Regions from separate parts of the Mus musculus genome. Here region 1 is linked to region 2. The links are chromatin loops, found by intact Hi-C in ENCODE. Cell type or tissue: heart. All regions are shown on one strand. Region 1 has its middle 5.0 kb from the start of Fam131c. Region 2 has its middle 5.1 kb from the start of Gm13056.

What was found. Hi-C counts contacts between places; a loop is a spot of excess contacts. Peaks named below come from ENCODE experiments on the same cell type or tissue, not always from the same donor. Only the 100,000 strongest peaks of a DNase experiment are listed, where the experiment ranks them.
Region 1: it touches region 2 in a loop (10-fold over the local background); 39 of 42 quality-filtered maps call a loop at or near these places.

Annotation. Positions count from the first base shown.
Region 1 is chr4:141,361,213-141,365,212 of GRCm38, reverse strand. No RefSeq gene overlaps it. Among named protein-coding and RNA genes, the nearest start is that of Fam131c, 5.0 kb to the left of the region's middle. In heart, a CTCF peak has its summit at 1,823 (motif pointing right); DNase peaks (open chromatin) are centred at 1,902 and 2,402; H3K27ac peaks cover 1,307 bases; H3K27me3 peaks cover 1,295 bases.
Region 2 is chr4:141,271,367-141,275,366 of GRCm38, reverse strand. No RefSeq gene overlaps it. Among named protein-coding and RNA genes, the nearest start is that of Gm13056, 5.1 kb to the left of the region's middle. In heart, no CTCF peak of the experiment used is centred here; DNase peaks (open chromatin) are centred at 724, 1,866, 2,296 and 3,296; H3K4me3 peaks cover 1,123 bases; H3K27ac peaks cover 1,896 bases.

The DNA.
Region 1 (4,000 bases), 90 kb before region 2:
GGAGAGTGCTGCCCCTATTGCCAATAAAGCCTGCGAGGTGACAGCTCCTGCCAAGGGCCAAGGGGACATGGGGATAGCAAGTCTACAGTGATCCTGAAACCAGACATTGAAGGTTGGGTTGAGTGCTGGCAGCTAGAACTGGTGGGTGACTCTCTGTACACAGAGGATTGAAAACAGGGATACACTTGGGGACACTCTGGGCACATGTGACACCAGGGGAGCAGTAGGAGAGGTTGAGGTTGTAGACCCTCCCCCCCCCCGGACATTCTAGAGGATTCTCTATTAAGCACAATAGCAGCCATCCTCATCTGCTCGTATGTGCCCTGCTCGAAAGAGGCCATTGGCTTGCTGACCACTGATACTCCCTCGAGCAAGTGGATGGGAAGACCATGGGATCCTTGTCTGGGATTCCAGACGCTCCTCTCAACTCTCTGAGTGTAATTCTGCTCTCAGGGGTGGCTAGAATATATACACTCGGGAAAGTCGATTGAAGGGGGTTGCATCCATATGGCTATGGAGAAGCCGTCATCAGTCCTGGATGAAGTAGCTGCTGTATACTTTGGGACCCTCCCCCCTCGGTCTCCTGCAGGTAACTCCTCACCCACACTCTGTAAGCAAGCTCAATAAATTCATTGGCTCCCCGGGGCGGACTGTGGTGGAATCATACTGGAGTTTGCCATGAGACCTTGCGAGGAGTCTCTCCAAGAGAGGCAAAACCTGATAACAGGAACAGAAGAGGGCCTGGCAGAACTGAGTGGGCGTCCGTCTGGTAGCTGGGAGGACCCTTAGTAGGTGCTCAGTTAATAGGTGGTGACGGTCCCAGGTGTCAGGTCTAGAAGATGGATCATGGCCGAGACACCGTCGGGCTGCCCCTCACCAGCGGGCACTTGCTGAGCCCTGGTGTGTCCAGCAAGGGCTGTATGGTGTAGAGACTCCACCCTGCACACTAGAGCCTACAATGTCAGTGGAGGAATTCAATGCTGAGGTTTCTCAAGCAGTGATCAGGGTCCACTTGGAACCACATAGGGCAGGTGAAGCCCTTGTGAAATGGAGAAAGGACCTGGCCTAGTCTGGGGCTTGGGAGGCATATTCTGGGAGCAATGAGGGTGGAGCCAGCTGCCCAAGAATATATGAGACTCAGAAGGGCAGAGAGAGAGAGAGAGAGAGAGAGAGAGAGAGAGAGAGAGAGAGAGAGAGAGAGAGAGAGAGAGAGAGAGAGAGAGAGGAGTCTGCCAGTGGCCAGTTGTCCTGGGGGTGGGAGGGAGGAGAGACCCAGGAGATTGAAGAGAAGGCAAAAATCTTGGGTGGGTTCCAGCAATCAGAGCTTGAAGCCCTTCCAGAAAGATCTAGAAATAAGGCAATGTGCCTGCCGCCCTTGGAATATGTCCATTCTTGCCTGGATTGGGGCTCCCAACTGGACTCATAGGTCAGACGTCTCCCTGACCCCAGAACAACAGGTGAACTAGGATGGGGGGATGGGCATGCACACGCTCAGTCTGATGGGGGAGGCAGAGTCCTGAGGGATCTCTGATCGAGGCAGTGATAGCCACTGTCCATGCTCAGCCCTGGGATGGCAGCAAGAGAGAGTAAATACTTCAGGGAGTAAATAGTACTGTGGAGTAAAGAGGGCTATTAAGTTCATTTCTTAAATGCCTAGTGTAGGCCTAGTCAATGGTGGCTGCTTCCCAACAGGACCCCTTTCTCAGAGACCAGAAATTGGTGTTGTAACTCTAGTTCTAAAGATCTCTGCAGGCAGAGGAGCCCCTGCCGGAACCAAGGACTAAGTTGTCTTGAGCTGTACATGTCATACAACAAGTGACCACCAGGGGGCAGCCTGAGACGGCATCATTCTAAATCCTTTTCAGGTTGCTTTTTGCCCTTGGCCAATTGACACAGAAAGTACCACGCTGGCAACAGTGACCCAGCCAGGGCTCAAGGTTGTGCACACTGTGATCTGAACTTGGTACCCTGTGACGGGGAGGGACTGAAACATTGTCCCAGCCTCTGGTCACTGGCCCCGAGGTTTACCACGATTGTCTGCATGTGTCAACTCTCCTGAGCCACAACTCTAAGGCTGCATCCCTCCCCGCAGAAGGGGACCCTGTTCTAACAAAACATCTCTATATAGAATACGTCCCCTTCGGTCTGAGATCTGCATAGCCCTGAGCCCACTGTGCAGATGTGGAGACTGAGAACCAAGAGACCCCAGGATGCAGTGCGCACACGGGGTGGGGGTGGGGTGGCTGCATGTGGCTAGGTCCACCTTTTGGAGACCTACCTGGCTGGGCGGCCCAGGGGCTAGAGGAGGAGCCTGGAAAAGTCATGACCTCAGAAAGCCACACTCAGCTACTCAGGGGCAGGGGACTTCCAGTGAGAGTCTGATGTCAGAATCCTCACATATCCGGGTAGGCTAAGCAGAACAAGAGGTTCCCAGTATGGCAGAGGGCCAGCAGAAACCCCTCAGGAGCTGACTGCTGGACCCTGTCCTGAGCACTGGGGACATTGATATGAGGTTAGCCAGCCTAGAAGCTCACAAGTGCCATGACACCTGGTCGTGAGGATAGTCCTTACCATTAAGGAGCTCTGCTGGGCCAGATGGGACCTTGGTGACAATTCAGGCATTTGGGTTAATATCAGCATGGTGCCCCGGATGATGGCATCAGCCCATTGAACCCTCCAGTAGCCCAAGAGGTGAGCCCACGCCATGGTCACGTTAGAAACACACACCACTCAGTGATACCTCAGCCCAGTTCCCCTTTGTCATAACCTGTGAGATGACTCCAAACCCAGACACTCCTGGGACCAGCACTGCTCTCTCTATTCCATCTCTGGATATTTATGCAAGCCGTACACACTCCCACCCCGACCCCCATTCCCACCCCCACCCCACCCCACCCCGCTCCCTCCACCAGGCCACACCATGCATGCCTGTGCCTTGCATCCTGCCCCTTCACCTTTATCTTCATTCTCCAAACTTCCTGTAAGATGCTCACCACCCACACAACGGGATGTGGAAGAGAGGGTACAGGCGGGAGGGAGCCAGCAGTCCTGGAGATGGAAAGCCGGTGTTAGTAAACAACGGCTCACAGCCTGTTTCTATAAATAAAGTTTTATTTAAACACATTCACGCTTATTCATACACCTATTTTCTATAGCTGTTGTGCTTTATAATAGTGGAGGTGTGGCAGACGCGGCAACCCTCAAAGCTGAGAATGGAAATGTTTGCCAGTATCTGGCCGAGGGGATACCAGGCTCAGAAGCACCAGGAGGGGCATAGCAGAGGGGTGGGAATTGAGATTGTGGCTCAGACTGGCTGATTTTTTTTTTCTCATCCCCCTCCCCCCATCCCCACCCCAGGTGCCTGAGCAGGAGATGTTAAAAACACAATAGCTCGTCCTCTCTGAAAGTCAGGCTGGGTCTGGATTCTCCTCAGCAGCTGCTGATCATACCAGGCTGGCGGAGAGTCCTGCTAGCGTCTGCTCTTCGGGAGTTGAATGGGAACTAGATAGATGGACGGGGACTCTCTTCTCTGGGAGCTCACAGGACACTATGGGAAGATGTCCAAGCTGAAACCCAGATCAGAAGTCACGGCCAGTGGGATCTGCCCTTCCGCTCCTCCTCATGTGGTTTCCAGCCACTCAAGAACCATCCCCCAGTTGTCCTGGGGAGGGAGGGACACCTTGTCTATACAGGTTAGCAGAGACCTGTGATGTTTGATGAACTAGCCAAGCCCTTGGTCCATGTCTGCAGGCAAAGCTCAAATTGTCGTGGGAAAGCCCCCGATGGTATTTAGGACAATGGGTTCTAGCCCAAGACTTATTCGGACAAGTCTGTCCCTGCTGGGCCTCGGTGTGGTCGTCAGGAACCGGGGGGGGGGGGTGGGGGGGACTGGGGAAACACACCTGGAAGACCCTCCGGCTGCACACGCTAAGGCTCGCCTTTTCTCTTTTCAGGCCTCAGTTTGTCTCTGTAAAATGGGGACATGAATGATGGCCCTCCC
Region 2 (4,000 bases):
AAGGCTTCTGGATGACGGGGTCTCCTGGGCCATCTCCTTAGGGACTTGAGAGCTATATTTGCAGTGGGGACCAACTTTAGGGGCTCAAAGACCTCAAGGGATGTCGCCCCGCCTCCACTCCCAACCCCGCCCCAAGACTTCACACTGCTCAGCTGGGCCCAAGAGGATAGATGGAGTTCAAGAACACCCCAGTCCTCAGGCACCTGGCAGGACCAGTCACAGTCATTTGTCACACCCCAGAGGAGATAATGGGATCAGGGACTGTGGCCTACTGCACATTACATTGGCCCTCACACCCAGTGGGGGGCACGGGAAGAGTCCCACAGAAGCATTCAGGGGCCAGCAGAGGGATTGAAGCCAGGAGTGGGGTGTGGGCTTCCCCGGATTCATCACCCATGACTCTCAGCCTCCGTGGGGCTGCTGTGCTTAGGGTACTGTGCTGGCAGATGTGGGAACAGCTCGGCTCCCGCTCTGGTGCAGGGCTGGGAGGACGCCGGGAAGCTGGCTGGTAGGCGTGGGGAAGCTGGTGATTGACAGGCATGGAGAAGTTGACTGGCAGGCATGAGAAGCTGATTTCCCTGGTATAATATTCTCACCGTGGCCCGTCTGGAGCAACACAGGACTCTCCAGCAAGGGCTACTGGACAGCCCGTCCGACGAAGCCTCAGTCCAGCGTTAGTGGGTTCCTCCCCATCACAGCCGCCAGCCTTCCGAAGAAGCTGTTGTGAGAACAGCAGGCACCACGTGCTTTGAGAGCTAGGGAAGAGGGGAGGCTGGGGTGAGCTCACTATTGAGGAGGCTTTGGCTGGGAGATGTCTCAGTGGGTAAGAATGCTCGCTATGCAAGCGTGAGGCCCTGAGTTTGGGTGCCCAGGACCCACGTAAAAGGCTGGGTGTGGCTGAGCATGAACCCTCATAGATGAGGGGCAGAGACAGAAGACTCAGGACTCTGGCAAGGGAGTCGAGCTGGGTTTCAACCTCCAGGCTCAGTAAGAGAACCTGTATCAAGGAGATGAGGTGGATGGTAGGGGAGGACATTAATGGTCTCCACACACTCACCTACCTGTACAGCACACACAGGCACGCACAGATGCACACGCGCGCGCACACACACACACCCCATACATAGACACACACCACACACTATACATAGACACACACACGTGCCCACACACACCAAACATATACACCATACATATACACACACCACACATGCACCCACACAACATATATACACCATATATATATACATACCATACATACCACAAGCATACACACCACACACATTACATGCACACATACCATACACACACACTATACACAAACACACACACACACACATACACTCAGATACACAACACACACACTCACACACACTCTCCCATACACAGCACACACACCCTACATACAGAACACAGACCACACCACACATTCACACAAAGGGCTCCCTGGGGAGACAATATGTCAGGTAGGCCTGGGTTCCCGGGAGTCGTTTGCTGTGTGAGCTCAGACTAGTCCCAGCCCCTTTCTGAGATTTGGTTTCCTGCGTGGTCGAAATCTGGACGATACAAATAGAAAGGATTCCTGGGGCTTCTGCTAAAGGAGGCGCTTCGGTAAACAGCCTGATACTTTGGTAAACCACTGTCCGTGTTGGCAACTGTTCTGCCAAGAACTTGGGCAAGCTGCTGCAGCGGGCAGCCTAGGCCACGGGTCACGAGCCTCTGAGACTAGCTTATTCCAGACTTGGAGCAGAGACCAGTGCTGAACGGGCTCCTGATCCCAGAAGCTGTGCCTTCCCTCAGCTCCTGTCCAGCCTGCGGCAGCTGCCTCTACCCTACCCCACGACACAGTTGAGCATCAGGCTGACTCCATCCACCAACCAGCACAGGGAGACCACAGGGTGTGGCACGCAGTCCTCCAGCCCAGCCCCAGCCTCTGCTGCCCCCTGGTGGCTGCCTAAGAGAACTGCTTCTCCTACAGAGTTAGTGAACTGCCGCTGCTCGGGTCAGTTTGTGGAATACCTCCTCCCTCGATTTTAGGATGCGCTTAAGCAGAGGGCAGGATTCCGATGAAACCGGACGGCGCCGCTTTCCTATCGTTTTGTGCCTTGTGGCGCACCTGCGGAGGTGGATGACAAATCTGGGAGTCTCCTTCCGTGTGGGTCCTGTGGATTGAACTCAGCTGGTCGGGCTTGGAAGCCAGGGCCCCTAACTGCCCGGCAACCTCCTCAGCCCTCAGACCGGGTTTAATCAGAGGGAAGTGGGACCTTGGCAAGTCACCTCTCAGAGCCTCGGCTAGCTGTAGAACGGGATGATGAAATCAGGGTGGGAAGGATTAAGAGCCCTGAGCCTGGCGCCGAGGTTGAGCTGCAGACAACAGGAAGGCTGACTGTGGTTCCTAAGAATCACTGCCTCCGAGACCACGAGACTCCACCCCTTTGTACAACACTTCCTCTAAGTCTTATTCACTTATGTGTATGGCGTGGCTGTGTGTATGTGTGTGTAAAGGTGTGCCACTGAACAACTGTGAAAGTCAGAGGGTAACTTTCAGGAGTTTGGCCTCCCCTTCCATTCATTGTGTGTTCCAAGGACTGAACTCAGGTCATGGGGCCCACGCTCGAATATTTTAACCTGCTGTGCCCTCTGACCAGCACAACTCATTTATTCATTTATTGCTTTGTATGTGTGTGTGTGTGTGTTTTAAATTTTATATGTATGTGTGTAAAAACATGTGTGCTCAGATACCCACAAAGGAGATCTGACGTGGGTGCTGGGAACTGAACTCAGGTCCTCTGGAGAGCAGAAAGTGTCCTCAACTGCTGAGCCATCTCTCCAGCCTCCTCTTTTGTCTTTTTGAGACAGCCGAGGGTGACCTTGGAGTTCAGATCTTCTTAACAGCCCAAGTGCTGCCGGCATGCACCACCACACCTGGCTTTATTAACTGTTTTCGAGACAGGGTCTCGATGTATAGCCCAGTCTGGCCTCAACCTCTCCATCCTCCTGCTCCAGCTTGTAAGGCTGGGATTCCAGGCACACACCATTACAGGTGCTGGCACTGCCACCTTCCAGCCACACTGTTACCATGTAAGGAAACTGAGGCCCAACGGGGATGTGACAGCAGCCGTTTCATAACCCAGCCTGGAGCCCCCTGCCTCTCAAGATCCCTGGCCTTGCCCCTCATATCAGCACTGGGCCACCAGGCCCTGCCAATGACCATTCTCAGCTCAGGGGCAGCACCAGCCAACGTCTTGCAATGGCCATCCTGGTCACCCCCCTGCACCCCGCCCAAGCAGGCGCCTGTACATCCCGTTCTTCTTCATGCTCTGTGGTGAGAATTGCACAGCTCCACTTCCTCCACCCACCCATCTGTTTGTGACAGTCCCCACAGAAGGGAAAACCTGCCCGTGTCAGACCAGGGTCCCTCCTACCCGCATGTCACCCATTCCTTTTGTTCCTTCTCCCAAGAGTCATGAAACATGACCTGGGGAGGCCACTTGAGAAGGGGACCTTGGAACAGGAAAGAGTCTCTTGGGAACAGGAAATAAGTCCTCAGCCCAAGTTCAAACACAGGTCAAAGCTGCAAGAGTGGCCAAGCTGGTCTCTCGGTGCCCAGGACTGCTCAGCCAAGGCAAGACAGCTTCCTCCACAGCCTGAGGACACCCTGGCCACAGGGCCACCACGTTGTTCCTTGGGGACTGAAGGCTGCTGCTGAGGGGAGCAGAGGCGCATGGCTCTGACTCAGGGCTATACAGGCTTGGATGTGACTCCTGCCCCCACAGCCCGGGTCCATGTGTTCTCCATGCAGGGCCACAGCGCTAAAGGACAGGGAGGTCCCTGCCCTCATAGCCCAACAGGGAGAGACAGACAGTAAATGAACCTACAAATGAGCCAACAGGGAACACATGGTGCTGAGGAGAAGGGATGAGCACGTGTGCAGCAGCCACCAGGAGGCGAGTGGGTGGCACCTAAGGCCTGAGCTGTAAGGAGAAATCGAGGACGGTCT